2 separate regions of the Homo sapiens genome follow, and region 1 is linked to region 2. A link is a loop called in an ENCODE intact Hi-C map of the cell type or tissue named here. Cell type or tissue: gastrocnemius medialis. All regions are shown on one strand. Each heading gives the region's core, and the rest is flanking DNA. Links, peaks and the distances in the headings are about the cores only.

The links. Peaks named below come from ENCODE experiments on the same cell type or tissue, not always from the same donor. Only the 100,000 strongest peaks of a DNase experiment are listed, where the experiment ranks them.
Region 1: a loop joins it to region 2, with 4 times the contacts of the local background. A loop is called at or near these places in 2 of 110 quality-filtered maps.

Annotation. Positions count from the first base shown.
Region 1 is chr18:21,455,619-21,471,292 of GRCh38, reverse strand. All of the region lies in intron 15 of GREB1L (GREB1 like retinoic acid receptor coactivator), which reads right to left. Among named protein-coding and RNA genes, the nearest start is that of GREB1L-AS1, 12 kb to the right of the region's middle. In gastrocnemius medialis, for the core only: no CTCF peak of the experiment used is centred there; a DNase peak (open chromatin) is centred at 11,392; H3K4me3 peaks cover 656 bases; H3K27ac peaks cover 2,500 bases.
Region 2 is chr18:21,812,552-21,828,092 of GRCh38, reverse strand. It overlaps MIB1 (MIB E3 ubiquitin protein ligase 1), which reads right to left. Exons shown (of 21, transcript NM_020774.4): 11 at 12,280-12,477; 12 at 8,447-8,598. MIR133A1HG (MIR133A1 host gene) reads left to right here. Exons shown (of 3, transcript NR_110369.1): 3 at 1-2,614. MIR133A1 (microRNA 133a-1) reads left to right here and starts at 2,308; the gene lies at 2,308-2,395. LOC124904362 (small nucleolar RNA SNORA73 family) reads right to left here and starts at 10,469; the gene lies at 10,265-10,469. In gastrocnemius medialis, for the core only: no CTCF peak of the experiment used is centred there; a DNase peak (open chromatin) is centred at 1,012; H3K4me3 peaks cover 1,376 bases; H3K27ac peaks cover 2,500 bases.

The DNA.
Region 1 (15,674 bases), core at 10,198-12,697, 370 kb after region 2:
AATAAGCAGCGTGAGTTAAGCCATCCTAAAAAGATCATAAATAATTCATAAAGAGGATAAAATATACTGTATTGATAATTAAGAGTTTGCTGCCTTTCAAAACAAATGAAATAAAGACCGATTGTGGTTTTTTGGCTAAGGTCCAGTGTAAAGATGACTGTGTATCTTTGACAGGTCAATTCCATACATTCCCTTACTGGAAAAACAAAGTTCCAGAAATCTAAGAGGTTGTTTTCTTGGATATAACACAGTATATTAGTCCATAACTATGCAGGGTGCTGGCTCTGTCCTCAGCAGGCACATCAGAGCTACCTGATTGTTTTATTTGCAGCTGGGCATTTTTAGTAGATCATCCCTACTTTTAAATTGTGTTATAGACTTGCTTTTATTTTTGTTTTTTTTCCTCATAATGAAAGTGATAGATACTTATTTTGGAAAAACTGGAAAGTATAGAGATACATTTAAAAATAAAAATGTATCCATAATTCTTTAATTCACTGCTTCCATTTTTGTGCTTTCTTTCCTGTTTTTTTTCTATGCATATTGTGCAGCCTGACTCACATTTTGTAATTGTATATCCTGAGATATATATATTTGGCTTATAACTACAAAGAAACAAAACAAGTAAGAACAAAACTATCATTGTTTACTAATAATATGTCTGTGTAGAAAACACAAAATAATCTATGGATGAATCAATAAGAATTTAGTTGATAGATTCAAAATCAATTTACAAAAATCAGTTGCATTTCTGTACACAAGCAGTAGTTAGGAAATGTACTTTAAAAAAACATTTACAGTAAGTTCAAAAAATATTATGTATCTAGGAATAAATCTTACAAAACGTATGTAAGACCTTTATGGAGAAAATGATGAAACTATTAATTATGTTAAAAATGATCTAAATAGAGCTATATCATAAAATAAAAATTAAATTTTCCTCAAACTTATCTAGAGACTTAATGTAATTCCAATAAAATTACCTTTTTTAAAAAAAAATTTAAAGAGACAAGAGTCCTGTTCTGTCACCCACGCTGAGTGCAGTCGTGTGATCACATCTCACTGTGGCCTTGAGCTACTGGGCTCAAGCTATCCTCCTGCCTCAGCGTCCTGAGTAGCTGGGCCTGCAGGCATGTGCTAGCATGCCTGGCTAAGATTTTTTTTTTTTTAATAGAAATGGGGGTCTCACTATGTTGCCCACGCTGGTCTCAAACCCCTGGCCTCAAGCAGTCCTCCAGCTTTGGCCTCTCAAAGCACTGGGATTATAGGCATGATCCTAGCCCAACAGGTTTGATTTTTTAAATTTTACTTGAAAAAATGTTTTTAAAATGTATATGGCCGAGCAAAGAACCAAAAAGAGTCAAGATAGTTCTGAAGTAGAAAACATGGGAGAGGTTTGTCTCACTGGAAATTAAGAATTTCTTTGTTAATAAGACAGTGGTTTGGGCACAGAAGTATGAGTTAGTAATTGTGTAATTACCAGAAAAAAAGTCAAAGAAGTGAATATATTGTAGATAATGAGAACTAGGTTTCTTCCTGTCAGAGAAAGAAGTTACAAATAACTCATATTTTTAAACATAGATAGGTAGATATAGAAATAGAGAGGTATATGTGTGCATTCATGGGTTAATATACATACATATCATTTCCTAGCTCTGTCTGCTGAGTGGACTTAGGCACAATGACATCCTAGTAGCAATGGGCACACTTAACGCCCACATTTTCATTTCTAAATACCATTCTTCAATACAAGGAATCAGGTTTCTTGGAAAAAAGGTTAATCCCAGTGTTGAGGCAGAACAATACAAAGTAACCCTCGAATATCTTATGGTTTCAGAAAGTAAGAAAACAGTATGTGAAAATGGATGATAATATGTTAAAAAAAACCACAAGAGCCTGCCTGAAGGCGCCTCCAATGGCCAATGCTGGAAAATTTGAGCAAAATAATAATGATCATCACTATAGTGTTGGAAATAACCCATAGAATAAAATAAAAATGACCTGTATTTATAAATACATACATAAATGAGGAGGAACAGCTTTTCCTTACAGAATTTAATTAACAAACTCCTACTAGTAAATGTAGGGAAAAAATGACAGAAAATCATCAACTTGGAAATACTACAATAAATTGCAGGCAAGATCCACTAATGGATGCAAAAATTAGTGGTTGAAAGTTTGATGAAAACAGGATATTACCATTGCTCAAAATATTTCCACAAGATTTTAAATCACTTCCAAAGAAGAAACTAGTAACTTTACAATGCAGAAACTTGGCAGACATACCTTAATCAAGTGATCAAGGTTAACATCACCAATAATAAAACATCAACCTCATGTACTCCCTGACATGATGCAATGAGGACACAGTATCACTTTTGTGGTTTTCTTGCCAAAAACTCAAAACCTCAATTTAATTGTGAGAAAACTCAAACATTCCCTACACAAAACAATTGATTAGTATTCACTTAAGGTCATGAAAAGCCAGGAAAGACTGAAGAAATGTCATAGATTGCAGGAGATGAAGAGGACATAACTGAATGCAATGTGTGAACCTGGACTGGAACCTGGAACAGGAAAAACGACATGAAGAGAAAGATTGGTGAGATCTTTCGTTAACAGTATCATTCTGGCACTGAGTTCCTGCTCTGATAATTGTATTATAGTTAGGTAAGTTGTTAACTTTAAGAGAAACTGAGTGAAGGGTTTAGCGAACTCTATGATTTTTTAACAGCGTTTGTGATTGATATAAGCATGTATTCACATATAATTTACCCATTTATAATGTATAATTCAATGGCTTTTAGTATATATTCATGGAGTTGGACAACAGTCACCACAATTTTAAAACATTTTCATCACCTCCTAAGGAAACTCCATACATTTAACCCCTCAATTCTTCCCTCAACACCCCCATCCCTAGGCAATCACAGTCTACTTTGTGTCTCTATAGACTGGCTTATTCTAGACATTTCATGCAAGTGGGATTGTACAAGATGCAATCTTGTGTGATTGGCTTCTTTCACTTGGAATGATGTTTTCAAGTTTCATCCACGTTGTAGTATGCATCAATACTTTATTTCTCTTTATTGTTAATATTCCATTGTATGGATATACCACATTTTATTTATCCATTCATCACTTGGTGGATATTTGGGTTTTTCTGCTTTTTTGCTATTATGAATAATGTTGCTATGAACATTTGTGTTTTTGCATGCACGTATATTTTCACTTCTCTCTCATTTCGTATCTTTTTTTTTTTTTTTTTCAGATGGAGTCTCGCTCTGTTGCCCAGGCTGGAGTGCAGTGGCATGATCTCGGCTCACTGTGAGCTCCACCTCCCGGGTTCATGCCATTCTCCTGCCTCAGCCTCCTGAGTAGCTGGGACTACAGGTGCATGCCACCACGCCCAGCTAATTTTTTTGCGTTTTTAGTAGAGACAGGGTTTCACTGTGTTAGCCAGAATGCTCTCAATCTCCTGACCTTGTGATCCGCCCGCCTTGGCCTCCCAAAGTGCTGGGATTACAGGTGTGAGCCACTGCGCCCGGCTCATTTCATATCTTGGAGTGGAATTTCTGGATCATAGAGTAACTCTATATTTAATCATTTGGACAACCACTAGACTGTTTTCTAAAGCGGCTGTACCATTTTAAATTCCTAACAGCAGTGTACGAGGTTCCAACTTCTCCACATATTCAACAATTCTTACTACCTCTCTTTTATGGGTCATACTAGTGGGGTGTGTAGCAGTCTCTCATTGTGGTTTTGATTCGCATTTCTCCAATGGCTAATGAGGAACATCTTTTCATGTGTTCATTGGCCATTCATGTATCTCCTTTGGACAGATGCCTATTCAGATCCTTCATCCATATCTTAATTAAACAATTTGTCTTTTTATTATTGAGTTGTAACAGGTCCTTGAATATTGTAGATATAGTCCTGTATCAGATAAATGATTTCCAAATAGTTTCTCCCATTCTGTGGCTTGTCTTTTCACTTTCTTGATGAGGTCCTTTGAAGTACAAATATTTAGAATTTTGAGGATTGTCCAGTTTATGTATAAAAGTTTATGCTTTTGGTGTCATATACAAGAAATAATTATTAGTATTCCAAGGTCACAAATATTTATACCCATTTTCTTCTAAGAATTTTGTAATTGTAAATCTTACATTTAGGTCTTTGATCCATTTTGAGTTATTTTTTGTATGTGAGGTAGAGGTCAAACTTTATTCTTTTGCATGTGGATATTCAGTTGTCCCAGCATCATTCGTTGAAAAGACTGTTCTTTCTCTGTTAAACTGTCTTGGCACCCTTGTCAAAACTGAATTGATTGTAAATGGGAGGTTTATTTCTGGAATCTCAATACCATCTTGTTTATCTATATGTTTATCATTTTGTCATCACCACACTGTCTTGAGTACAGTAGCTTATATAGTTTACTGTAGCTTAAAATGGGGAAGTGAGAGTCTTCCAACGTTATTCTTTTTCAATAATGTTTTGGGTATGCTGGGTCCTCAAATTTCCACATGAATTTTAGGATCAGCTTGTAAATCTCTGCAAAGAAGCCAGCTGGGATTTTGGTAGGGGATGCATTGAATCTGTACACCAATTTGGGGGAATATGGTCATCTTAAAAATATTAATATATCTTCAATTTTATAAATATGTCTTTTCATTTATTTAGGTATTCTTTAATTTTGTTCAGCAATGCTTCATTATTTCAAAGCATAAGCTTTGCACTTCTTTTGTCAAATTCATTCCTATGTATTTTTTGGATATTCTTGTGATTAAAATTTTCTCAATTTCATTTTCAGATCCCTTGTACTATTTTTGCAACTTTTTTATGTCTAAAATTATTTTAAAATAAAAAAAATTTTAAGGAGGTATGCGCATACCAAATATTTACTGAAGCACATACATTGCAGGTGGGAGTGTAAATATAATCACTTTGGAAAAAATTTAGCATTCTTTGGTAAAATTTAAAATGTTCATAACCTGTGCTCCAACAATTCTATTCCCAGAGAAACTCTTATATGTGTACCAGCACTGTTTGAAGGAATCAAAAAACTAGAAACATTACAAATGTACATCAGTAGTAGAATTGTGCTTTTTAAAAGATATGTGATGTATTTATATAAAAGAATACTAAAAATCAGTAAAATGAATGAATTACAGCTACAAACAACAGCAGGAACAACTTCAGGGACGTAACATTAAGCATAAAATATAAATCACAGGAGAATACGTAGAATGTAGTTCCACTTAGGTTTAAAGTATATGAAATTAAGCACATATGGTTTAGAAGTTAAGGCATTATGGTAAAACTATAAATAAAAGCAAGGGAATGATAAACACAAAATTCAGTGTAATGGTTACTTTTGAAAAGAGAGGGACATTAGCATCAAGGAGGCGCACCAGGGAGGAACAGTCTTCCATGTTCCTTATTTTGGTGGGTAATGAGTGCTCATTCCATTGTGATTTTTAAAATATCCTTTATAAATTTGATCTATTCAATAATTAAAACTTCTTAAAAAGGGGGAATGTAAATTACCCATCCATGTTTTAGAAACTATTTGAGGACAATAATAACTCTACAGAATTCCATCTGAAAGATACATTATCAATGAAAAGCAACTATTTTAACTTCACATTCTATTTTGACTACTGCAGAAATGGAAAGACTAGTGTCATAAATACCTGTATACTCTTCAATTAGATTAATCAGTTGTTAATATTTTGCTACATTTGCTTTTCCTTTGTTACTTTTTATTGTTGTGTTTTTGCTAAATAATTTGGAAATAAGTAACGTATATCATAATACTTTACCCTTAAATCCTTCAATATGCTCTTCCTAAGAGCAAAGGCATTCTCCTGTATAACTACAATATCATTATTACATCTATGGAACTGAACCAACATCAGTATAATATTCTTTAATACACAGCCCATATTCGAGTTTCAGTAATTGTCCCAGAGCTGTGTTTTAACTTTTTATATTTTACTCAAGTATCCAATTAAGAATTAAGCATGGGTTTTGGGGCTGGGGAGATTAGGTTTATTAAAGGACACAAAATTTCAGTTAGGAGGAAAAGTTCAGGGAATTGATTGTACAACATGGTAATTATAGTTAATAATAATATATTTTACACTTGAAAATTGCTAAGAGAGTAGATTTTAAATGTTCTTCACCACAAACAAATAATAAGTATGTGAGGTAATGGATATGTTCATTAGTTTGATTTAGCCATTCCATAATGTTTACTTAACATGTCATGTTCTATATCAAAAATATATACAATCTTTGTCCACTAAAAAATAAATGAATTATTATACTTGGTTGTCATGTCTCTTTATTCTCCATGTTTAAAATAACCAACAGCCTCCCTGACTTTTCTTTTACCTTTTTTCTTTTTAATCTTTCATGACATTATTTTTTAAAATTCAAGCTAATTGTTTTGTAAGATGCCACATCATCTGGATCTGTCTGGAAGCTTCCTTGTGATCAGACTCAGGTTGAACAGTTTTGGCAATTATACCTCATAGGTGACATTGTGTGCTTTTTTGCACATAATGTCAGTTTGTCTCATAACTGGAGATGCCAAATTTTGATTACTTGGTTATGGCAGTGTCTACTGCCAGATCTCTCCATTGTAGAGATACCTTTCCCTCTTTGTTAGCTTTTGATCCATGGGATGATACTTTGAGACTTTGTGAATATTTGTTCCCTGACTTTTTTTTTTTTTTTTTTTTTGAGATGGTGTCTCTCTCTGTCCCCAGGCTAGAGTGCAGTGGCGCGATCTCGGCTCACTGCAACCTCTGCCTCTTGGATTCAAGTGATTCTCCTGCCTCGGCCTCCTGAGTAGCTGGGATTACAGGCATGTGCCACTACGCCCGGCTAATTTTTGTATTTATAGTAGAGATGTGGTTTTACTATCTCTACTATAAATGGTAGAGACCAGGATAGTCTCGATCTCTTGACCTCATGATCCGCCCCCCTCGGCCTCCCAAAGTGCTGGGATTACAGGCGTGAGCGACCGCGCCCGGCCCCCTAATGACATTTTATTCAATGGCTTTAGTATCCATCTTTGTCAGAATCAATAATTACACATTGGTACTACAAAGTGGGGATTTTCTAATTCCATCATTTTTCCTGCATTTATTAACTGGTACTCTTCTGTAGAGAAGGCATTCCCCTAACCTCTCACTTCTCCTGTTCCTTTTATTTTTTAGTATTGTTCTGGACTCATGGGTTTTAAAAAATTTTTCAATAGGTTGCAATCCATTGCTATCATTCCTTGTGACGCTAGAAATTTCCAAATTTAGCCATAAATCCCCTCAGGCAGGCTGCCATGTCCTTTTGGCATGCTCCAATCAATCTTTGCACTTTCTCACTTTCTGGCACAACAAAATATTCCAGAAATGTTTCCACTTCAGAGCTGGGACAGTGGGGAATGGTGTTACAAGCCCAAACCTAAATGCTCCATGTGCTCACAGATACGAGTTTGAGACCAGCCTGAGCAACGTGGTGAGATCTTGTCTCTAAAAAAAATTAGCCAAGTGTGGTGGCATGTGCCTGTAGTTCCAAATACTTGGGAGGCTGAGGTGGGAGGATTACTTGAGCCTGGGAGTTCGAGGCTGGAATGGGGCATGATCATGCCACTGCACTCCAACCTGGGCAACAGAGTGAGACCCTGTCTTTCAGTGGACAGGAGGATTTTTCTTTTTTCAAATTATGACTTCACCCTTTCATTGCCAATTTAAACCTAAAATGAATATTTCTTATTTTCCCATTTCACATTTGAAGTTCCCATCTTTCATTTGAGAACCCTGGTTTTCAACATTCAACTACTGCCGGGTGCGGTGGCTCACGCCTGTAATCCCAGCACTTTGGGAGGCCGAGGAGGGCGGATCATGAGGTCAGGAGATCGAGACCATCCTGACTCTCATGGTGAAACCCCATCTCTATTAAAAATACAAAAAATTAGCCAGGCGCGGTGGCGGGCGCTTGTGGTCCCACCTACTTGGGAGGCTGAGGCAGGAGAATGGTGTGAACCCGGGAGGTGGAGCTTGCAGTGAGCCGAGATCACGCCACTGCACTCCAGCCTGGGGGACAGAGCGAGACTCCATCTCAAAAAAAAAAAAAAAAAAAAAAAAAAAAAGAACCATTAAGCTATTTACCTATCGGCTCTCTCCTATGATATACACAAAATAGTTTTAAGATTATCAGTAATACTCCCAGTAACAAACATTCTAATTCAAATTCAAGATTTCTTTCCAATCTTTTTCCCCATAGGATATGTCACATTAACAACATACAGTAAGAAAACTGTTAAAAAATTACTTGAATTAATTCTTTTTGCTGTGTGGTTAATGTTATCAATGTGATATGCAGTTAGGTTCCTCCATTTGTTTGTATTAAATTTTAAGTTTGCCTTTCCCCATTATTTTATTTTTGAATATATAAATCATTTTCAAGGCTCAAAAGTCAAAATTACAGTCATTCCATACCTATCTCTTCCATCCCATAGATGAACTTTTTCATTAGGCCGGGTGCAGTGGCTCACACTGGTAATCCCAGCACTTTGGGAGGCCAAGGCGGGTGGATCACCTAAGGTCAGTGGTTCGAGACCAGCCTGGTCAACATGGCGAAACCCCGTCTCTACCAAAAATACAAAAATTAGCTGGGTGTGGTGGTGTGTACCTGTAATCCCAGCTACTCTGGAGACTGAGGCAGGAGGATCACTTGAACCTGGGAAGCGGAGGTCACAGTGAGCCAAGATCGTGCCACTGCACTCCAGCCTGGGTGACAGAGCAAGACTCCACCTCAAAAATGAAAACAAAACAACAAAACAAAACGAACAAATAAACTTTTTCATTAGCTTCTGACTTAACTTTCATGCTTTGTTTTGTTTTTCAAAAATAAGCAGAGGCAAGGAATCTGAAAATGTCAGAAGTGATGAGCAATGGCCAGTCTAAGAAACGTCACTTTTATTCTGTTTCCTTACTAACTTAATTTATCACAGTTCTATGGAATTAAACAAGTTTATTTTTCAAATGAATCATAAGCAAATTGTCACACCTTTCCAACTCCACAATAAAACATGGATATCAGCAGGGCGCACCTGCGGCACTGATGGTGGTACTAAGAGATCCAGGGCTGTGTCTAACTAAATACTAAATCTTACTTTTGACATGAGTGGGAACATAGGAGCACCAGTAACTCTTCTTCCTTCCTGACATCTTGCAACTCATTGAGTTCTAGAACAGAGCCAGTGGTGGTTGGGAGTCACCGTGTTCCCTAAAGGTTTAGATTAATAACCTTTTAGGGAACACATTAACTAATGTCTCTTACTCTTGGCCAAAGTAGATTTCTGGAACATGGGCTTTAATGACTAAATTTGTTTTTACCAGAGGGCCACGAAATCTTAAATATTATTTCTGTGTTTGCCTTTCAAAATAGATTTGAACTTAAAATTCAACAAAATGTTGAATATTTGTTCAGCAAATATTCATGCATAGTAAAATATTCATTTTACTTTCTGGCTGAAGAGAAAGATCATTAATAAACATGCAACTACAACACACAGTGTGTTGAGTGCCAGGGCTGGAGAACTGCAGTGTGTGCATGAGCACCACGCACACACACACAGTGGGAGAAAAGCTGGGAAGGAGCATGCCCTGGCAGCCAGAGGAACCAGAAGGAATCTAATGAAAGGAATGGAGGTCTCCAGTGTTGCCAAAAGCTCAAATAAGGACCGAAAAGGTCACTGGTGATACGGGCAAGGGTGCTGTGAGGGTGGGAGCCAGTTTGCCAGGTGTCGGGGAGTGACTGGGAGACAGAGGTGAGGATGGACAGCCCTCTTGGTTTGGCAGTTGGTAGGAGGAGGGGAGCTGGAGGGCCAGGTGGGATTAACAAAGTCTTGTTTTGTCTTTGAGAGAGTGGGGCAGGTTGACACTGATGGAACGAGACCCCAGAGAGAAAAAAGTTGAAGCAATGAGAGAGAAGAAAAGCAATAGCGTGAGGTTCCTCAAAGGTGGAAACTCTATCTGGGGTGAGGCGTGTGGGTCAGGCTGAAACAGAGCAGGGCCAGCTCCTCCACTGATCAGCAGGGAAGGGGACAGGTGTATACACAGTTAGGTTTCTAGATTCCCAGGCAGGAAGTTGTTGGTTTTTTTTCTTTTTCTTTTTTTTTTTTTGAGATGGAGTCTCACTCTGTCACCCAGGCTGGAGTGCAGTGATGCGATCTCGGCTCACTGCAACCTCTGCCTCCCAGGTTCAAGTGATCCTCCCACCTCAGCCTCCTGAATAGCTGGGATTACAGGTGCATGCCACCTTGCTTGGCTAATTTTTGTGTTTTTAATAGAGACAGGGTTTCACTATGTTGGCCCGGCTGGTCTCGAACTCCTGACCTCAGGTGATCCACCTGACTCAGTCTCCCAAAGTGCTGGGATTATAGGCATGAGCCACCATGCCTGGCCTAGAGGCAAGTTTTTATTTGAAGTTTTTGTTTGTTTTTTTCTTTGGGTGGGGTAGCATGGTCATTTGCTAAGAGAGAAGGATGAGGGATGAAGTCTGGGGTTTGAGGAGTGAAATGGAGTCCATGACAGCCACTGTGGAGAATGGGAGAGAGAACCAACTAAACAATCAAAAAAGGGCTATGCACAGTGGCTCACGCCTGTAATCCCAGCACTTTGGGAGGCCGAGGCGGGTGGATCACCTGAGGTCAGAAGTTCGAGACCAGCCTGGCCAACATGGTGAAACTCCGTCTATATAAAAAAAATTAGCCAGGTGTGGTGGTGCATGCCTGTAATCCCAGCTACTCAGGAGACTGAGGCAGGAGAATCGCTTGAACCCGGGAGGCGGAGGTTGCAGTGAGCCAAGTCTGTGCCATTGCACTCCAACCTGGGCAACAAAAGCGAAACTCTGTCTCAAAAATAAACAAACAAAAAAATTAGCTGGGCATGGTGGCACATGCCTGTAATCCCAGCTACTCGGGAGGCTGAGGTAGAAGAATTGCTTGAACCTGGGAGGTGGAGGTTGCAGTGAGCCGAGATCATGCCATTGTACTCCAGCCTGGGCCACAAGAGCGAAACTGCATCTCAAAACAAAAACAAAAACGAAAACAAAAACAAGACAAAACAAAACAAAACAAGAATTTAGTACGGCATCAACTGGAAAGGTTGATTTTTCCCCACACAGTGAGAACATGTTGTATATGTGTGGCCTGAAGGAGAGTGTGGCCTGAAATTGGGAACATCTGAATGGGTGATTCCAGGATTAGGCAGGGTCCAGGGTATGACGAGGCGGGCAGTCATTGTGGCTGTGGTGAAGCGGGGGGTAAATGTGCCTGAGGGTGAGAACGGAAGGTACTGAGAGCTGGGTATTGGCTGGGCCATCCCCCGGACAGCAATGCATGTGCTGGGTTATGCTTGCACAAAGCAATCTCTCGTGTTTCCTCTACCTCAGGACAGCAGTTTCCCAGTACATTCTTCCTGGGCACCTGTTCCCTGTGTCTTAGTCACTGAACAAAAAATACTGTCTTTTTTTCTGTTGAAATTTTAAGTGACCAACAAGGGAGTATAAGGTTGGTGAGACCAAAAAAATATGTCTTTATTTTTTTATTAAAATTTTTTTTTGTTATTTATTGTTATCTTACAGAAGAAAGCTCTGCCACAAGAAAATCTGTTTTTAGAAACTGAGAATGCCGGCCATGCGCGGTGGCTCACTCCTGTAATCCCAGCACTTTGGGAGGCCGAGGTGGGCAGATCCCCTTGAGGTCAGGAGTTCAAGACAAGCCTGGCCAACATGGTGAAACCCTGCCTCTATTAAAAGTACAAAAATTAGCTGGGCATGGTGGTGGGCGCCTGTAATCCAAGCTACTCGGAAGGCTGGGGCAGGAGAATCACTTGAACCTGAAGGGCGGAGGTTGCAGTGAGCCGAGATTGTGCCACTGCACTCCAGCCCGGGCAACAAGAGTGAAACTCCGTCTCAAAAAAAAAAAAAAAAAAAAAAAGTAAAGAAAAAGAAAAAGAAAAGAAAGTGGGAATGCCTTCCTCTCTCTCTTCACTTCCCCTGCAATGTCTACTGCTTCCTTAAAACTGCCTTATGTCCATTTGAATAGAGTAATCTCTATATCAGCAGACAAATACGTCTCTCTGGCTTTGTTATAATCATGCATGTGTTAAAGTATCAGATTTGTGTCATTCCCCTGACAGGATAAAACTTCCTTGCCTGGATACCTCCAGATCCGCTCCCATTTGCTAGGGCTCCCACCAACACCATTTTACAAGCAGGGAGGCAAAAAACGGACAGTCACTTCCTGTACTTCTCTCTCCCACCTTGAACTGAAATGGGCTTGCCTTTGGATTGCACCAGTATGCTAGTATTCTCATTCACAGAATGCGGGGTCCTCCGAATTAGAATTATGCTACCACTTCAGATTTCTAAAAAAAGGACACTAAAATAAAATAATTTCCTATAGTATAAAAATGCTCCTTCCCCACGATCACTCCAGCAGTTACAAGTCTACGTTACGCAAACTTAAAAGATGTTAAACCCGCTCCATTTCTTTTTTTTTAACCTTCAAATTCTGTCCATGATATTTTGTTTTGTTTTCCTTTTTCCTCCTCCCTCCCCTCTTTGCTTCATTTCTTCATCAGAATGTGTGCTGAGGTTTCAAATGCTTCACTTTAGTGCTGGATCTGCAACAACGTGATGGTTTCTATTTTCATCCTTTTACTTTCAGCCATGCAGGCACTGCCAAGGATGTGCCCTTTCTGCATACTCTGGCAGCTCTTCCCTGCCTGGGTGCTTTTCCTGGCAGACTCTGCTGGAATGCTTTCTTTAGTAAAGGAGGCAAATGGAACCAGGACACAGAGACCTTGGACACTGTTTCTCCTTCTGCCCATCTCTTTCTCCTTCTAGCCCTCCATTCAAACATCAGTTGAGCACCTGCTGGTGCCAGGCCCAAGAGAGGCATGAAACGAGGCACTAGACATGCAACAATAAAAAAACTGTCCTTGGGCCGGGCGCGGTGGCTCACACCTGTAATCCCAGCACTTTGGGAGGCCGAAACGGGTGGATCACCTGAGGTCGGAAGTTCGAGACCAGCCTGACCGACATGGAGAAACCCTGTCTCTACTAAAAATACAAAAAAATTAGCCAGGCATGGTGGCGCATGCCTGTAATCCCAGCTACTCTGGAGGTTGAGGCAGAAGAATCGCTTGAACCCGGGAGGTGGAGGTTGTGGTGAGCCAAGAACGCGCCACTGCACTCCAGCCTGTACAACAAGAGCAAAACTCGGCCTCAAAAAAAAAAAAAAAAAAAAACTGTCCTTGCTCTCAAGGTACTACCCTCTGTGATCTCAGGCAAACTAGGCTCTTCTCAATTCACATGATGACATATGAGGAAACTAAGTCAGATGATTTCTTAAAAACTTTCTGTTTTAACAGCTATGATTTTAAAGAGTTATTTTAATGGATGCTCTCCTGCTATTTATTCTACCCGGAGCAATTTCTCCGTACATTTTAACATGCTTCTAGTCCTTTCTCTTCTATCAATTGGTATGTGTTCCAAGAATATGAAGGTATTTAAATATCAAAATAAATACTTTTTTTGTAATTATGATGTGACTATACATTCATTAAGAATGATGCTCACAAAAGATGTTCATGACATGGAAAGAGGTACACACTGTAATGCCAAGTGAAAAAAACAGAGGTAGGGAAGAGAGGTGGAACACTAGGTATTAAGTTATTTGTTAATGCCAACATTTTAACAGTGGTTACCCTTGAATGGTAGGATTATAAATGTTTAAAGGTTTCTACTTTATTTTTTAAAAATAAGGCATACCATAATCATGTTTTTATAACAAAATAAAGGTATGTTTAAATATACAGAAGTGATTGTTTTTGCAGCAAAAATTTCAGTATGTATGCCAAAGCCAGATGTGAATAATTCTAAAAATATGCTTTGCTTTGAGTGTGCCAAACATGTCTATTACAATGATTTTTTTTTTTCTGGATTCTAAGCTTACATAATTGGTCAAATTCTGGTACCTTTTTGAGAGGTGATAATCTTAAAACACTTTAGAAAAATCTGAGGGCATTGAGAAGAGAAAGGAAAAAACCTGCACAATTTATTCATCTGTCAAAAATGTAAGGCTTTATTTAGGAGCTTGCATTTATTAGGAAAGGTGAAAGTGCAGGTCACTGAGAGGTTATTTCAGGAAAAGGCTCTGCAGATGATTTCGTCACTTCAAACAGGTGCCATGATGTGTTTGCTCAAGCACAATTTGGGATATCAGATCACAAACTCAGGGAGGCCACAAATGCCAAATGGTACAAGTAAAATACTTAAAAGACAAGGCCCTTCCTCCATGTTACGAAAGGAAAAAAATCCATATGAAATAACAAAAAATCTGGCTACTGCTTGGTGTGACCGACAACAACCCACTCCCCATACTGGAGAAGGGGCAGGAAAAATAAATGCAGAAAGAAGCCGGTAGCTGAGAGAGAGAACTCACTTTGGTTTTTGGGAGAGCCATGAGAGAAGGCATTTGACCTTTTCCAGCTCATCACCTACAGGTCGATATTTCCAACAAGTCATTTTGTAACCTGTCATTCCAAAACTGAGAGGCTAAAAAGAAGACTGCACTGTCAACCAGACACTTGGGACTCCAGAAGGTGTGGACAAAACTTCACATGTCAGTCACAGCCACCAAGAGGGGTTAAAGAGATAGAAACAGGGAAAAATGTACTGTCAGTCAGCTCATTTGGCCTCTGGAACAAGAGGCCTTTTTAAAAACTTTTAATTTCAAATTTTGTGGGTACACAGTAGGAGTATATATTTATGGAGCATATGAGAAAATTTGATACACGCATGGAATGTGTAATAATCACATCAGGGTAAATGGGGTATCCATCCCCTGAAGTATTTATCCTTTGTGTTACAAACAATCCAATTACAATACTCTTTTAGTTATTTTTAAAAGTACAATCAAGCAAGATTTCTCACTGAGCCATGCTACTCAAAGTGTGGTCTTCTGACACTGGCTTCACTATAAGCTTGTTAGAAATGCAGAATCCGGGCTGGGTATGGTGGCTTATGCCTGTAATCCCAGCACTTTGGGAGGCTGAGGCTGGTGGATCACTTGAGGTCAGGGGTTCAAGACCAGCCTGGCCAATATAGTGAAACCCTGTCTCTACTAAAAATACAAAAATTGGCTGGGAGTGGTGGTGCACACCTGTAATCTCAGCTACTTGGAAGAGGCTGAGGCAGGAGAATTGCTTGAACCCAGGAGGTGGAGGTTGCAGTGAGCCAGGACTGTACCACTGCACTCCTGCCTGGGCAACAGAGTGAGACTATGTCTCACAAAAAAAAAAAAAAAAAAAAAAAGCAAATGCAGAATCCGGAGCACAACCCAGACTCACTGAAGTGGAATCTGCATTTTAGCAAGATCCCCAGGTGATCTTTATGTAGGATAAAATTTGAGAGGCACAATATGACAGGTATGAACATATAAACCACATTTTAAGCACTTCTGGATTTTTCTGCTTCCTACCTGTTTTTAAATATATTGAAAGTAAAATTCTTTGTTTTTTTGTTTTTTTTTTTTGGGAGAGGGTCTCACTCTGTCACCCAGACTGGACTGCAGTGTCTTGGTTCACCACAGC
Region 2 (15,541 bases), core at 42-2,541:
TTAGAAATATCAAAATACTTTTATTTCACACAGTTTGTATATTATTTATAAAAAATTCCAAATAATGCTCTTAGCAAAATTTATAAGCAGTACCTGTTTTAAGCTACTAATGACAAAGTTAGAAAATAAGAGTAATATTCACATATTCTAACCATTTCTTACTAAAAGTATTATTTCAACTGAAATATTTACACATGTATAAAAGCATAATATTTTAAATTTTTTGTATCAGAAATTGAATGGAAATGACTAAGTTTAACTATAGTTCATTTTCTGTTTAATAAGACTAGTTAATACAAAGATGATTTTCATTTTATCAGATTATAAAGAATGAGAATGACTTACACATGGCATCATATGTGTTACTGCATGTTTACTGGAAATTATAAAAGGCACATAATTTTAAAATTCTACACTTTCAAAGAAATTAGTTCAAAGCTTAACTCACATAAGCATAGCCCTTCTGATCATCCACAAAACAGAATGGCAATGATTCATGTTCTATTTGGTAAGTTTACCTGTATAGGTCCTAAATACCAAGAACTCAAAATATATACCTCAAAAGTAGAGGTTCTTCTATAAAAATACTCAAAGCTTATTACTCTACTTGTGTTTTATAATAAACAGTTATATTGGTCATTCTATAGGTATACAAGTTGTTTAATAATCCTTCTCAAACATCCTAGCAACTAAGACTCTCTTTGCTATAATATTAAGACTATATAAATAATCCTTAGAAAATAAAATGACAGGCTATTCATTTTTAAAAGTAAAATTATATGCTGATTCTGGTGCTTGCGAGTTTAACTTATCTAAGAGTATTTTCAATCACTCTAAAATGTCACATCTATCACTTAGATCAGCTGTTCATTTTTAACTGAGTACATATTAAACTCTGGGCATCTGCTGACACTGGTATAACTCAAACATTTCAACTGTCTCCCTGACAGGGATAACAGATGCTGACATTATCAAATGCTGTACTATTTTTTTCCCATGGCCTCTCCTTGCCCCGATATGGCCAGTATATGAAACTGAACTGCCATCCAAAAACACACTTGAGCAACTGGATCTGCTAAACAGCTCCCATATAACTAGTAAAAATAGAAGCCAGTATTATTGCTATCTTCAGCACTTAAGTTTAGGCAGTTTAACACCTGTTTCACTTCTACTAGAAAAAATGATGAAAAAGAATTGTAGTTAATTTCACCAGCAGTATGATACTTACCAACCAACAGACGCAGAATATACTTAGTGTAAGAGTCATTTGCATACTGCCTGAATTAGCGTTGACCTCTCAGTTTAAAATAGTAACTGTAAAGAATATTTCTCTACTCTATATTTCTCTGAGAGCACTTAACTTTATAGGCAAATTATAATTTATCAAACTTTTATTTTATGCAAGAAGACACCCCTCTCAAGACATTGAAATCAACAGTAAAACCACATTATAACAAAAATTTACTCTGATTTTTCAAGTATTATCCACACAATAGATTTTAATACTTGTATCCATGGATTGTAACTAACCACCATGTATTACTAAGGCGATAATGAGAAGTAACTTGGCAATCTGTACCCAAAATGACAAAGAACTTAGTCAAGGAAATAGACCTTTAAAAGGGTTAAATTACTAAGCTATGATTAGTAACACCACGTAAGCAAAAACAAAGAAAAACTGGCATGCATGGTAGTTCCTTTCGACACAAGTCCAAGCAATACACTGAATACACATGTGATCTATTTATAAATCAAAGGGCAGAGGTACTTTCTTAAGGCCACTGATATTCCTACACCCATCAACAATTTGCTATTAGCCCTCAACTATAATGCTAAAAGAAGCAGTGGCAGTAGAAGGGGGTGACTAACTGAACTCTTCCCCAACCTTTTAGCTTAACTATTTATCTGGTTTGCTGCCTAGAGATAAATGGAAAACATTACTCTAAAATACATCAAGGTCTATTTGTTCCTTTAAATACTATTGGTTTTGAAATAGCTTATTGTCTACATGTAAGAATTAAGCAAAGACTTCGGCTGTGGACAAGATTAGAAAAAGAAAAAGAAGCAAAGATGTTGAAAACAAAGACGTACATTGATCATTCCTTAATGCAGTAATGTGTTAAAAGGAAAAGATTTTTAAACCATTAAGCGCAGGAAAACAGTAGGAAAGTGACTTCAAAATGGAAAATTTGACATTCAGTGACTGAAGCATTGGTATGATAATTTCTAACACTTGTAGAAGGTCCATGACTGTAATTTTACCAATGAAAAGCATTTAACTGTTTTGGATTCCAAACTAGCAGCACTACAATGCTTTGCTAGAGCTGGTAAAATGGAACCAAATCGCCTCTTCAATGGATTTGGTCCCCTTCAACCAGCTGTAGCTATGCATTGATTACTACGGGACAACCAACGTTTTCATTTGTGAATATCAATTACTTGCCAACTAATTTCAACTTATTTACATTATGCAGACTGTGATTATAATCAAATAACTTGTTACTGTTAATTCTACCTGGAAAAGCTAGAATGGTTAAAGATGTTTATAAAAAGCTTTATGAAAAATGTATGGATGACTTAAGGATTTCAAATAAAAATTTTACTTATTATGGTCTCTTGGTATTAAATTTCTTATCCTTCAGAAAAGAAAAGAACTGGTAATAAAATGTAGGCTATGCTTCATAATAACAACAACAACAAAAACTTCCTTCAAAGGAAGAAAATATCTGGAAAGGTCACCTAAAACCCACCTGAACACATAATGGGATTGTACAGTGTGGTTTACATGGATGTGTGCATATTTAAATTAAAGAAAACTGTAACATTATATAACACTCTAGAAATGTTTAGTCACTATCTTCCATAGTATTGGCCTTTAATTTTACCGCTATTTACCTGAATGTTAGCAGGTAAGGTGAAAAAGATGATAACTGTAGAATATCTTGTGGAGAGGCTTAAAACAGTTATCTAGTTCTTCTGACCCTGAATCAAAGGTTTTTAGTCTTCAAAAAAGAAAGAAAATGCTAAGCATCACTACTTTTACTCATGAAATATTTCACCTCTCCATATTTGTTTTCACAGCTGTAAAATGAAGAACTCTGCTAACAATAAATACTATGACTCTCCTCACTGTCTTCTTTGTCCCTTATAAAAAATATACACACAATATTCTCCTTCAGTGGGGATAAACTGAAGTAAAGAAAAAAAGTGACAATTACTCTAACATCCGTATAATTTTCTTAATGATTGCAATAAAACTATAGATAATTTAATATTATTTAATAGAGACAAACATTTCAGCAATTAATGAAGATTACTGAAGACAAGAGTAGTTTAAAGACCCAGATGTTCACACATTCTCAACTCCTGACCACTCCTCCATTTCAAAATGAACATCATTCTCTAAAAGACTGTGGGCAAAAGGAGACATATATAAATATATATCTTATCACTTCATTCAAGATCTTCTTCCTCCTATTAATTACACCTCAGTCACAGAAAGTACATTTGTGTATTACAAGGAATATGGTGTTTGAGAGTAGATGCATGAGCATACATTAGAGAAAACACACTCTAAGTATCCTATTACCGAATAGACTCAGCTATATTTTGTAGATAGCACTCAGCATGTTTACAGTTGTAAGGAAAGCATTAAACACCAAAATACAGTACAGCTTATCAAATCTTCAAATAGCCAACATAGTCTTGTTTACAGACCATATTTCAGAATTTAAAAAGTAAAAAAAGCATCACAACATTCGAGAAGGAAAACTATGAGTTGCTCACATATTCAGTAAGATTTGTAATATGTGTCTTTGTGGGAATTAGTAAGCAAATAAGAAACGCCTGTGAAATTATCTTAGTACCAACCTAAAAACAACATATATCACATCAGGTGATTCACTCATATTTTACGTTTACTTTTCACATTCAATTTCTATTCAAGAAAAATTCGTAAATACTATATAAACTTTATAATTATATTATTGTTACCTGTACTTCCAAAATACCTATCGATTGTTTTTGCCAGCTCTGCAGAGAATACTGCTGACTAATTTATTTTCATGCCTGTAAGGGAGCTCTAAAAACAGCTAAAAATGCAGCATCTTTACAGAAAGTACCTAAGTAACATGCTGATTATGCTACTCCAAAGAAATTCAGTTTTCACTTTTATCAGCAGAAATAATTTCTACTCTTACTTTAAATCCAAAATTTTACCTATATACTAAGAGATGATAAATATGGCTAAACTCTAGATGAAAACATGCCTATAAATATTAACTATCAGAACAGACAAACAGCATTGTTCTTAGTTAAGATTTCTCAAAAAAAACAAAACTGTATTAAAACATGGTGTAATTTCTACTTAAAATGCTCCAAACTTTATAAAGCACAACCAAAGTACTCAGGGTCTCATAGTGAAAATTTATATTCCCTTCCACAATTCTAAAAGACAACAATAAATGGCTTTGTAACTCTTTTCTCTTAATGTGTTTCAGTTACTATCATACTATGAGAAAACATCAAGATCAGCTTTGAAATCTAGACTCATATTGATCTGCACCTTTGAAATAGAGACTTCAAAGGACAGTCTTCAAAAATATAGGACATCTAGACACTTCATCAGGTTCTGGAAATAACAACGTGCTATATCTGGTTTTCTTTTCTTTTCTTTCTTTTTTTTTTTTTTTAGAGACAGGGTCTTGCTATGTTGCTCAGGCTGTAGTGCAGTGGCACGATCATACCTCACTGCAGTCTCAAACTCCTAGGCTCGAGCAATATTCTCGCCTCAGCCTCCCAAGTAGCTGAGACTAAAAGTCTGTGATGCCACACCCAGCTGATTCTTTTTTTTTTTTTTTTTGATACAGTCTTGATCTGTAACCCAGACTAGAGTGCAGTGGTGCAATCTCAGCTCACTACAACCTCTGCTTCCTGGGTTCAGGTGATTCTCATGTCTCAGCCTCCCGAGTAGCTGGAACTACAGGTGCGCACCACTACACCCAGCTGATTTTTGTATTTTTAGTAGAGACAGCATTTCACAATGTTGGCCAGGCTGGTCTCAAACTCCTAGCCTCAAGTGATCTGCCTGAGTTGGCCTCCCAAAGTGCTGGGATTATAGGCATGAGCCACCACGCCCAGCCTAATTTTTTAATTTTTTAGAGACAGGGTCTTGCTACATTGCCCAGGTTGATCTCAAGCTCCTGGCTTCAAGCAATCCTCCTGCCTCAGCCTCCTAAGTCGCTGGGATTACAAATGTAAATCACCACACCCTGCTGGTTTTCTATAGTATAAAGGCCAAAAAGACTGGTTGTTATTTTTAATTCCGAGTACACTAAAAATGGCACCTTCTGTCTTCTGACATCACTGGACAGTATAGGGGGGGAAAAATCAACCTTAAGAAAAAGAAATTTGATATGAAAAAAAGAATTCAAAACATCCCAATTTGCAATTACAACTGGTAATATAAGCTGTGTCATCTGATACTCTTCAGTGTCCAATTAAAATCACACTCTATCTGGCAATCTATAGTCACAACTACCTAAAAATGTCTTAAGGAAGTAGGAATAAAGAAGGCATGTAGCTTTAACTGAAGCACTACTTTGTTAAAGAATAAAAGCATTTTTTTTTAAATGTCACCTGACACCAAATATCTGGTTGGAAGAGGTGCTGTTTTAAATTTTCAGGGGAACCCTCAAGATTTATGCAAGAATTGAAAAAAATAAAAGTAAATTTTCTCTTCCTTGTATAGGCTTAGCATTATTGAATATACTATGCCTACTCTCAATAAAAATGAAACAACTCAAAATATTTAAAAGATACTTGTTTCCTAAGCACTTCAATTCTCAGTTTATACTAAACTTTATGATTTCATATTCCCTCAATAAATCCTAAATTCTCTCAATAAAATCTTTTTGACCATTGTAATCTGAAGTAATTGCTGTTTGAATTCCTAACACAGTTTCTCTACAGAATTCATTTTGTAATTGATCATATAACATCTTGTGATATTTAACAGTGTGCTCACTGTCAAAGTAAGACTAACATTTATTGAGTGCCTTGTATAGCCAGAGCATATGTAGGATGAACAGATGAATATGAATGCCCACAATGTAAAGAGAAAGACAGAAGTGCACATAGTAATAAACAGCACTAAGCAGAGTATATAGTAAGTATAATAAATAAGAACACAGAGGAAGGGCGCGGTGGCTCACGCCTGTAATCCCAGCACTTTGGGAGGCCGAGACAGGCGGATCACGAGGTCAGGAGATCGAGACCATCCTGGCTAACGTCGTGAAACCCCGTCTCTACTAAAAAATACAAAAAAAATTAGCCGGGCATGGTGGTGGGAGCCTGTAGTCCCAGCTACTCGGGAGGCTGAGGCAGGAGAATGGCGTGAACCCAGGAGGCAGAGCTTGCAGTGAGCCGAGATTGTGCCACTGCACTCCAGCCTGGGTGACAGAGCAAGACTCTGCCTCAAAAAAAAAAAAACAAAAAAAACAAAAAAAACACACACAGAACAAGGAAGTATAGAGCAAACAAAATAATTCCAGTGATGACACAGGAGGTAGCTCTGGAAGAAAGACGGTTAAGATAAAGAAGCGGGATGGGGCATCCCAAAGAAAGAAAATGCTCCAAAAAATAGAAGAAGAAAGCAGACAGCATATTTTAGGAAAGGAGAATAGACGATGGGCAAAGCGGGCTGAGGGATTGGATTAGCAGGAGATAAAGTTAAACAGACTCAGGACACACAGAATATGGGTCTGAATGCCAAGCCAAAGTGTGTAGATTGTATTCTATGTTAACAGACAAAAACTGAAGTTGGGAAACAGGGGAAGAGAGCCATTTAGACCTATGCTTTCAGAATGGATAATTTGTAAATGTATAAAATTTAAATCAAGAAAAAGACTGAAATCAAAGAAAAAAATTAGAAGAATAGTATAATAGTCTAGGTAAATGTGGTGAGTACTTAATTGGGTCAGCAACAGTGGGAACAGAATGGAATGGGTTGGAAGGATTGGTAGAATGAGTAAAATTTTAAAACTAGTTGGAAGCTAAGAATTGGTGAGAGAGCAAAGATAACTCTAAGCAATGAAGCAGCAAGAGGAATGAGGTATTGACACATTCACTGCCCATGTGTTTTGGTCTTGCTTCACAGACAGACCATAATACAGAAAAGGTGATGTAAAGTGGTTTAACAGTTATGATTCTAAAGTCACCTAGACCTTGCTCAAGTTACAGCTGCTTCAGTAATCAGCTACGTGTTCTTGAATAATTAAATTCATCTCTATAAGCCTCATATTCTTCACGTGTAAAATGAGGATATTAACACCTGCCCCAAAAAGCTGTTGAAAGGATTAAGTGAGATGATGCATGTGAAGCACTTTGCAGAGGCTGGCATGTGGAAAGTGCTATCATAATCTTCTGTTTGAAGGGCAGGGAAATATAATACTACTGTCTTCTTCACAATGCCAAAATCTGAAGTGTTCAAATATTTGCAATTTGGAAAAAAAATCAAGATGTGATCTAAAATATGATCATTCATTTTGTCCTACAATATATACCCACTGTTACAGTTACCAATAAGCAGTAGCAATAAAATCCTTTTGTTTCCTGTGGTCACCCTCTAGTGGTGATCCTAAGAAGCTAAAGGAAACATGATATAAAAATACAATAAGGAACCAAAGAATAAGTGTTCAGAATAGATAAAATTATCAAAATAAAAATCAAAGTGAAGATTTTTCTTAGTCCAGGTATACAGGTTTGACTCAAACATAAACAGAAGACATCCAATGCAGAATTTCCTAAAATGCTTAGGGTAAAGTTGTTCCAAAAAGTGAGTTAATGGAAATCTCTAAATTAAGCAAAGCTAAGCATTTTCCCATTCTGTGGGACACCGCAGATCCTTCATAAAGAATGTGATTCTCCAAAAGGAGTCTTTCTCAAATGTCAACCAGCAAATACTTTTTTCAGTAGAATACTATTGCTGTAACAATGGATGAGGGGATAGCTATACTAGAAGTTTATATAACTAATTACATTATTAATAAGGAATTAGGTAACTTAGTATTTATTTAGTCTTAAGTTTTAAAAAATAATTATCGTGCAAATGGCAACATGAAATTAGAGGACACCCAGATAATTATTTTGAAGAAACATAAATCTCAAAATAAAATGCATTTTAATTAAATCTTTAGAAAGAAACTAGTATTCCTGATATTTTACAACCACATTTAATATAAACTTAAATAATCATTTCATAATATTTGTATTAGATTAACAACCAAATAATCATCATATAAAACTAAAGGCATAATATTCACAAAACTTTAAAATGATTTAAAATACTAAAATAGCCAAAATTATTTCTTCATCAGTATCAGAAAAAGAGAATCAACAGTAGGAAAATATTTTTGAATTGCACCTAAAATAGTAAGGGGTGACATACCTGGGATTTCCCCTTAGTGCAGCATGATGCAGAGCATTAAATCCATTATTGTTTGTGATGGTAACATCTGCTCCAGCTTCCAAAAGAACTGCTAGGATATCATCACGTTTCTTACTTATTGCATCATGAAGAGGGGTATCACCTTCAGAATCCTTTAAGTTTAAAGAAATTTTCATTAGTTCTTCAATTAATTATCCCATCTAATAGTAATACTTACACCAAATGCTAAGCAAACAGAAGCAGAGACCACATCCAACAAATACCAATAAAAGAGCACTTTCTGTGATAACTACAAAAATATAGGCAAAGGCTGGGCATGCTGGCTCATGTCTGTAACCCTAGCACTTTGGGAGGCTGAGGCGGGAGGATCAGCAGAGGCCAGGAGTTCAACACCAACCTGGGCAACATATAGAGACCTTGTCCCTACAAAAAATTTTAAAAATTAGCCGGGCACGGCGGTGTGCACCTATAGTCCTAGGTACTCAGGAGGCTGAGGCAGAAGAATGGCTTGAGCCCAGGAGTTCAAGGCTCCAGTGAGCTATGATCATGCCACTGCACTCCAGCCAGGGTGACAGAGCGAGACTCTATCTCCAAAAATATAAAAAACAAAAATACAGGCAAGAAACACTGGCCACATTATAGTAAGGAAAGACATACTCAAATCTAGTTGGAAAACAAAATAAGCATGCTGGAATTTTTTTTTCTTTTTTTTGAGACCAAGTTTCGCTCTTTCACTCAGGCTGGAGTACAATAGCGCGATCTCAGCTCACTGCAACCTCCACTTTCCGGTTTCAAGCGATTCTCCTGCCTCAGCCTCCCAAGTAACTGGGATTACAGGCACCCACCACCATGCCCAGCTAATTTTTGTATTTTTAGTAGAGACGGGGTTTCACCACGTTGGCCAGGCTGGTCTCAGACTCCTGACCTCGTGATCTGCCCACCTCAGCCTCCCACAGTGCTGGGATTACAGGCGTGAGCCACCTTGCCCGGCAAAGTTCTTTTTTTGTAGAGATGGGGGTCTCAGTATGTTGCCCATGCTGGTCTTGAACTCCTGTGCTCAAGTGATCCTCCCACATGAGCCTCTCAAGGTGTTGGGATTACAGGCATAAGCCACCACTCCTGGCACATGCTGAAGCTTTACAAAGCAAAAAGAAAAGAAAAGAAGTAGCCTCAAATATAACTAATGACAAAAACCAGTGAAGTGATAAAGCTGCCCCCCAAATTTTATAAGTTTAAAATGGCCTTAATTGTCATACCCTGAAATTCCATACCAAACCTACACCATAACAATGAATTGAAAGTCGGTGGCTTTCAAACTTGGCTGCTCATTAGAACCTGCTGGGGAGATCTTTTAAAATCTGTTGTACAGAGGAAAAAAAAGAGAAAAAAAAATCTGATGTCCAGGCTGTTCACCATACTAAATCTCTAGAGGTGAGAGTGAGGCATGAGTAATTTTTCAAAGCTCCACAGATGAACATCTTGTGCAGTCACAGGTGAGAAACATTAATCTAAGCGTTTTCAAAGGGCAGCAAAGTGGCTAGTTAGCCAAAGGTAAAACAATTGTAAATTAAAATTTAGCAATCTCAGTCTACCATTTTTTCAAGCTGACTACTTTTTACATTAATCAATTGACTTAGCAGTAAGTTTTTATTCATTAGCAGTCATGTACAGACATGAATAATTTAAATTTCATTCATTTCATAGTTGAACAGATGCTATTCTCAGTAAAGTCATATACAACCTGGCCTACAGCATATACTACAGTTGCCAAATTCAGTTTGCCACTTGTTTTTTGTTTGTTTTATTCTTTTTTACTAGACATATTTCCTGCATGGTTTGTCTCCCCAGTCACTGTCCACAGGATTCTGAGAAGCTACAGGAATATGAAAGTGCAAACACCAGACCCAGCTTCATCTCCAACACTGAGGAAAGGGACTGTACATCATGGGGCAGAGCCCTATGCTCCCCTAAGCCATGTGGACAAAGCCTAGAAAAAATGATATCCCAGGATATTACACATTGGAGCCACCTGTTTTTGTAAATTAAGTTTTATTGGAACACAGCCACACCCATTCATTTATGTATTATCTATGGCTGCTTTCATTCTGCAATGAGAGTTAGATAGTTGTGGCAAAAGCCAATAAGCCACTATTATCTGTGCCCAATATAGAAAATGTTTGCTAATCCCAGGAATATATTCATCCACCTACATAAAGAATTCCTGCTAGGCATGGTGGCTCACACCGGTAATCCCAGGACTTTGGGAGGTGGGAGCAGGAAGATTGCTTGAGACCAGAAGTTTGAGACCAACCTGGGCATTTCTACAAAAAATTAGCCAGGCATGGCAGCTCACACCTGTAGTCCCAGCTACTCGGGAGGCTGAGGTGGGCCCTGAAGGTTGAGACTGCAATGAGCCATGATCACGCCACTGAATTCCAGCCTGGGCAACAGAGCAAGACCCTGCCTCAAAAAAAAAAAAAAAAAAAAAAAAAGAATTCCTAACCCAAGTTCAATCCAACCATCTACCATCTACCTTCTACTCCTGTATCTGGCGGCACTAAAAATCTGTAGTGTTCAACCTGAAACGGGCTTCTAACATGATTGGAACACCCTTCTGCAGGTCCCCAAGTCCTTATCACTCTTCTCAATTACTCTTTCTCTACCCACCACTCTCAACAGATGAACTTGTCTCCCATTTCAGACAAAAAACGTCAGCAGGTATAAATCACCTCTCCTTACAGATTAACACCCCCCCAATTCTTCCCTCATCCTCCAATCCTGCCTCCCACTTACAAGGACATACTCTAGATCCCAACAGTTCCAAAACAGCTGCACTTCAAAAACCTTAATTTCTAATAATTATCTAGCTGAACAAAATCTATTCTTTCAGTTCTTCTCAAGCCCTCATTCCCACTACTACTGTTCTTTATTTCTTCTCTGAGATCTATCCAATCCAGCAACCAATTCCTGGATGCTGTAAATTATCTAAACTACAAGCAGCTTATGATTCTAACCACTGCCCTACTTTTTAAAAAATCATTATTGAGTTTCCAATGGAAACAAATTATGTTTTACATATTCAAATAGTATTTCAGGGAACACTTTTATTTAAAAATAATATGTTGTTTCAAGCCTATTCGGTTAAGGAACCTAAAAGTTGGCAAATTAGATTCAGGAGCTACAAAATTACTAAGTATAGAAACTTTAATCAAACAGGTGCACAAAAGACAAGTTGCTTAGTAACCAAACTAAGCAGAAAATGGACACAGACTACATTTTCTATATATTTGTGGTTTAATTTATCTGGTTATAAAACTGTAGCTGGGGATAATCATTTCTTAGGCAATCATTGCTTCAAAAATTAGATCCTACTGTAAATCAACTCTAAAATCCTATACATTTTCCAAAACAGAAATCTCCGAAGATTACACTAACGACTATTCAAAGTCCCTAAGCTACAATAAAAGCTACAATTAAAATAATTTAAATAGTTATGAAGTAACTATTATGAAATATAGCCTATTACACTTCTTTAAGCTGTTGAGCTCACTGTCATGATCAATAAAGTTAAATCCATTCATAAGCTGATATTTTTACAAAGAAGTCCTCATTCTCCCTGCCCAATCAAAACCCAATCTATTGGCATTTTCCCTAAAAAAAAACAACTTTTTAAAAAAGAAATAGCTGCCAATTTTGTAACATCTTACGCCTTTGGTATCATTTACTATGACATATGAGAACGGTAACAAAGGAATGCTTACCATAGAACTTAATGTTTCCCTTTAATAGGATCCTAGCAATACCTGCAGGATGTGTTTCTTTAAAGGTTTTACCTGGAGACTGGGATGACAGCCAAAGTCCAATAAAGTCTTCACAACTTGAAGATGACCTTTATTGACAGCAATATGAAGTGGTGTCTGTCGGCGCTTGTTTCGAGCATTCAAATCAGCACTACCTCGATGTAGTACTTCTATAACAGCGCCTTCATCTCCAAAAGCTGCATGGTGAACTGCTCTATCACCATCTTTATCCTAATCATTAGTATTGAAATGTGAATTAGTGAATATTTTAGAAAGAAAAAAACCTTGAAGCTATAATAATATACCAAGAAGCAGATTAATTTGAGAAAAGGCAATGTAGGAAACAACAAAATAACTAGAACTTGACCAGGTGCAGTGGCTCATGCCTGTAATCCCAGCACTTTGGGAGGACAAGGCAGAAGGATCACTTGAGGCCAAGTAAACTGTAAATGTGAGTAAGATTTCCAACAATACCAATCTGGGCAACATAGCAAGATCCTGTCTTGTAGAGAGAGCCAGGCATGGTGGCACCCACCTGTAGTCCCAGCTACTTGGGAGGCTGACACAGGAGGATTGCTTGAGCCAAGGAGTTTCAAGTTACAGTGAGCTATGATCGCACCACTGCACTCTGACCGGGGCAACAGAGTGAGACCCTGTCTCTATAAAAAAATTTTTTAAAACCTAGAAACTGACTTGAACAGTGACTAACTCCCAAAGATAAATGATAAACTTAGATCATTTTATATATATGTATTTATTTATTTATATATATACATTTATATATAATTTTATATATATATATATATATATATATATATATATATATATATATATAAAACCAACAGCTTGAACTTTCAGCATTCCTCATTTATCAGCCATGATGGTAAGCCAATTTTTTTTGACATTTAAAAATTTTTACAAAGACCATTTTTGTTGTTGTTGTTGTTGTTGTTTTTAAAGAATCAGGGTCCTAGGCCAGGCGCAGTGGCTCACACCTGTAATCCCAGCACTTTGGGAGGCCAAGGCGGGCGGATCACCTGAAGTTAGGAGTTCAAGACCAGCCTGGCCAACACGGAGAAAACCCGTCTCTACTAAAATTACAAACATTAGCCAGACATGGTGGCACATGCCTGTAATCCCAGCTACCCGGGAGGCTGAGGGAGGAGAACTGCTTGAATCCGGGAGGCAGAGGTTGCAGTGAGCTGAGATCGGGCCACTGCACTCCAAGCCTGAGCGACAGAGCAAGACTGCCTCTCAATAAAAAAAGAATCAGGGTCCTGTTCTGTCACCCAGGCTGGAATGCAGTGGCAGTCATAGCTCACTGCAGCCTTTAACTCCTGGCCTTAATAAATTCTCCAACTTCAGCCTCACAAAATGCTGGGATCATAGGTGTGAGCCACCGTGCACGTCCTACAAAGATGACACAAAAAGTAAACTAAGATGAGTTGTGTGATTGAAAAAAAAAAAAAGAATGCCAAACAATGTGATCTCAACTGGCTTTAATGGGGAGCAATTTATCAACACATTAAAACTGGTTAAGTGATGAGCATACATTTTTCTGTATATTCGAGAACAGAAAAAAAATTAAATACACCATTAAAAGATAAAAACGAAGCATAAACTACCAAAATTCCATATATCAAAAATTCCAAAACTATTTCAGAAGAATCAAATAGATTTGCCTCACCTCCTGTAACAGGCATATTTCTGAAGAAATGAGAAGGCAGGAAAGACCAAATTGCTTAAATTTTTTAAAACTAAAAGAAGGTACTTTATAAAGGGGAAAAACTGCCTGCACTGCGCCATGAAGGTAGTATACATAGCTTATACCAAAAAGTATGAAAAGAAGTCTCACTGCCTTGCCAGAAGCAGATGGAAAAGGGTAGTAGGTATAAGCGTATTGCATTTATTCCAATACTGCATTGCAAATTTTAACACCCACCAAGACCATGTGTCTGTCCCTGATCCTGGTACTCTAAGACTTCCTCCATCCAAAGCAGTGGTTTCCGATTCCCAATACCACTGTGCCAGCCCCTGGTGGACTCCCTAGTTTTGCAAGGGGTCTGACAATCCATATGGCACCCAGGATTATCTGAACTACTTTCAAAGAAAGCACAGATAAACACTGTTATGATTAAATGCACTTAAATAGTTCATTCAAAACAGTTACAGAACTCAAAGTAGTTTTTGGTCTTTGCGTATTTTCTCAAACAGGTATTAAAGGTAAAAGCACTCATGTAGGAATCCACAACAGTAGGGACCTACAACTCAGGGATATTTCTACCTTACTGATATTTCCAGCTGAATCAGTTTTTGTTACGTATCAATTTTGAGAAAGGAACTGGCAAACAACCACATCTAAGATTTAAGATTCAACTCTTGTGCCTTTTCCCTGGGGGTCTTGTGGTTAGGATTTGGCACCTCTCTCAACTCTTGTGCCTCTGAGTAGCATTATATTCAAACATCCCAGAAAAACAAGTGTTTTAAAAAACAAAACAAAAATAAGATATATATGCATGTATACATAAGTTAATCTCTCTAAGTTAATCTCTCTAGTAACAGATATAATTCAGAATCTTAGAGTTAAAATCTTCCTAACTTCCAGTCTTTTTTTTTTTTTCTGTTACAGTTTTTAACCCTATTTTGTGATTCACCTTCCATTAAAAAAGGGAACATCAGGCCACTAACACTGTATGGTTGTTAGAAAATCACTACTGAAACACTTAATGCAGGCTGTCAATAATTTACATAAAAATAAACACCAAAGAATTAAAAACTGATATGTTTGTCAAAAGGAAATAAATAAGAATAATTTTTAAATTATGGAAAATACACACGCACACTAGAAAATTACAATTAAATATAATTAAATTTACTTCCAGGTTTCTCTTCTAAATTAGAAAACTGCAGTTATAATAAAATCTTAACTTGTAAGTTTTGTTGCTTTCTTCTGAATCCATCTTAAATACTCCAAATAAACCTAAAACACAGCTCATGTGCCTGTCCTGTTCCTAGTGCCAAAAGAGAATTTCAAGGAACAAGGTTACAGCTAACCTCTATAAGATTATCTCAAAGAATTTCATAAAGAGGCCTCAAATTAAATCTAAAACGGATCGTGTTTCTTTCTATCCCCCTGCCCTATTCTCTCTCCATTTTCCAAAACCTGCTCTTATTTAGTATTGCCTATCTTAGCTGATAGAACTACAGACCATATGGTCAACAAAATCAGTATCTGTAAGTCACAGTCAACTGCTTCCTCTCTGTGACCCTCTATGTGCAATCACCAAACTCTACA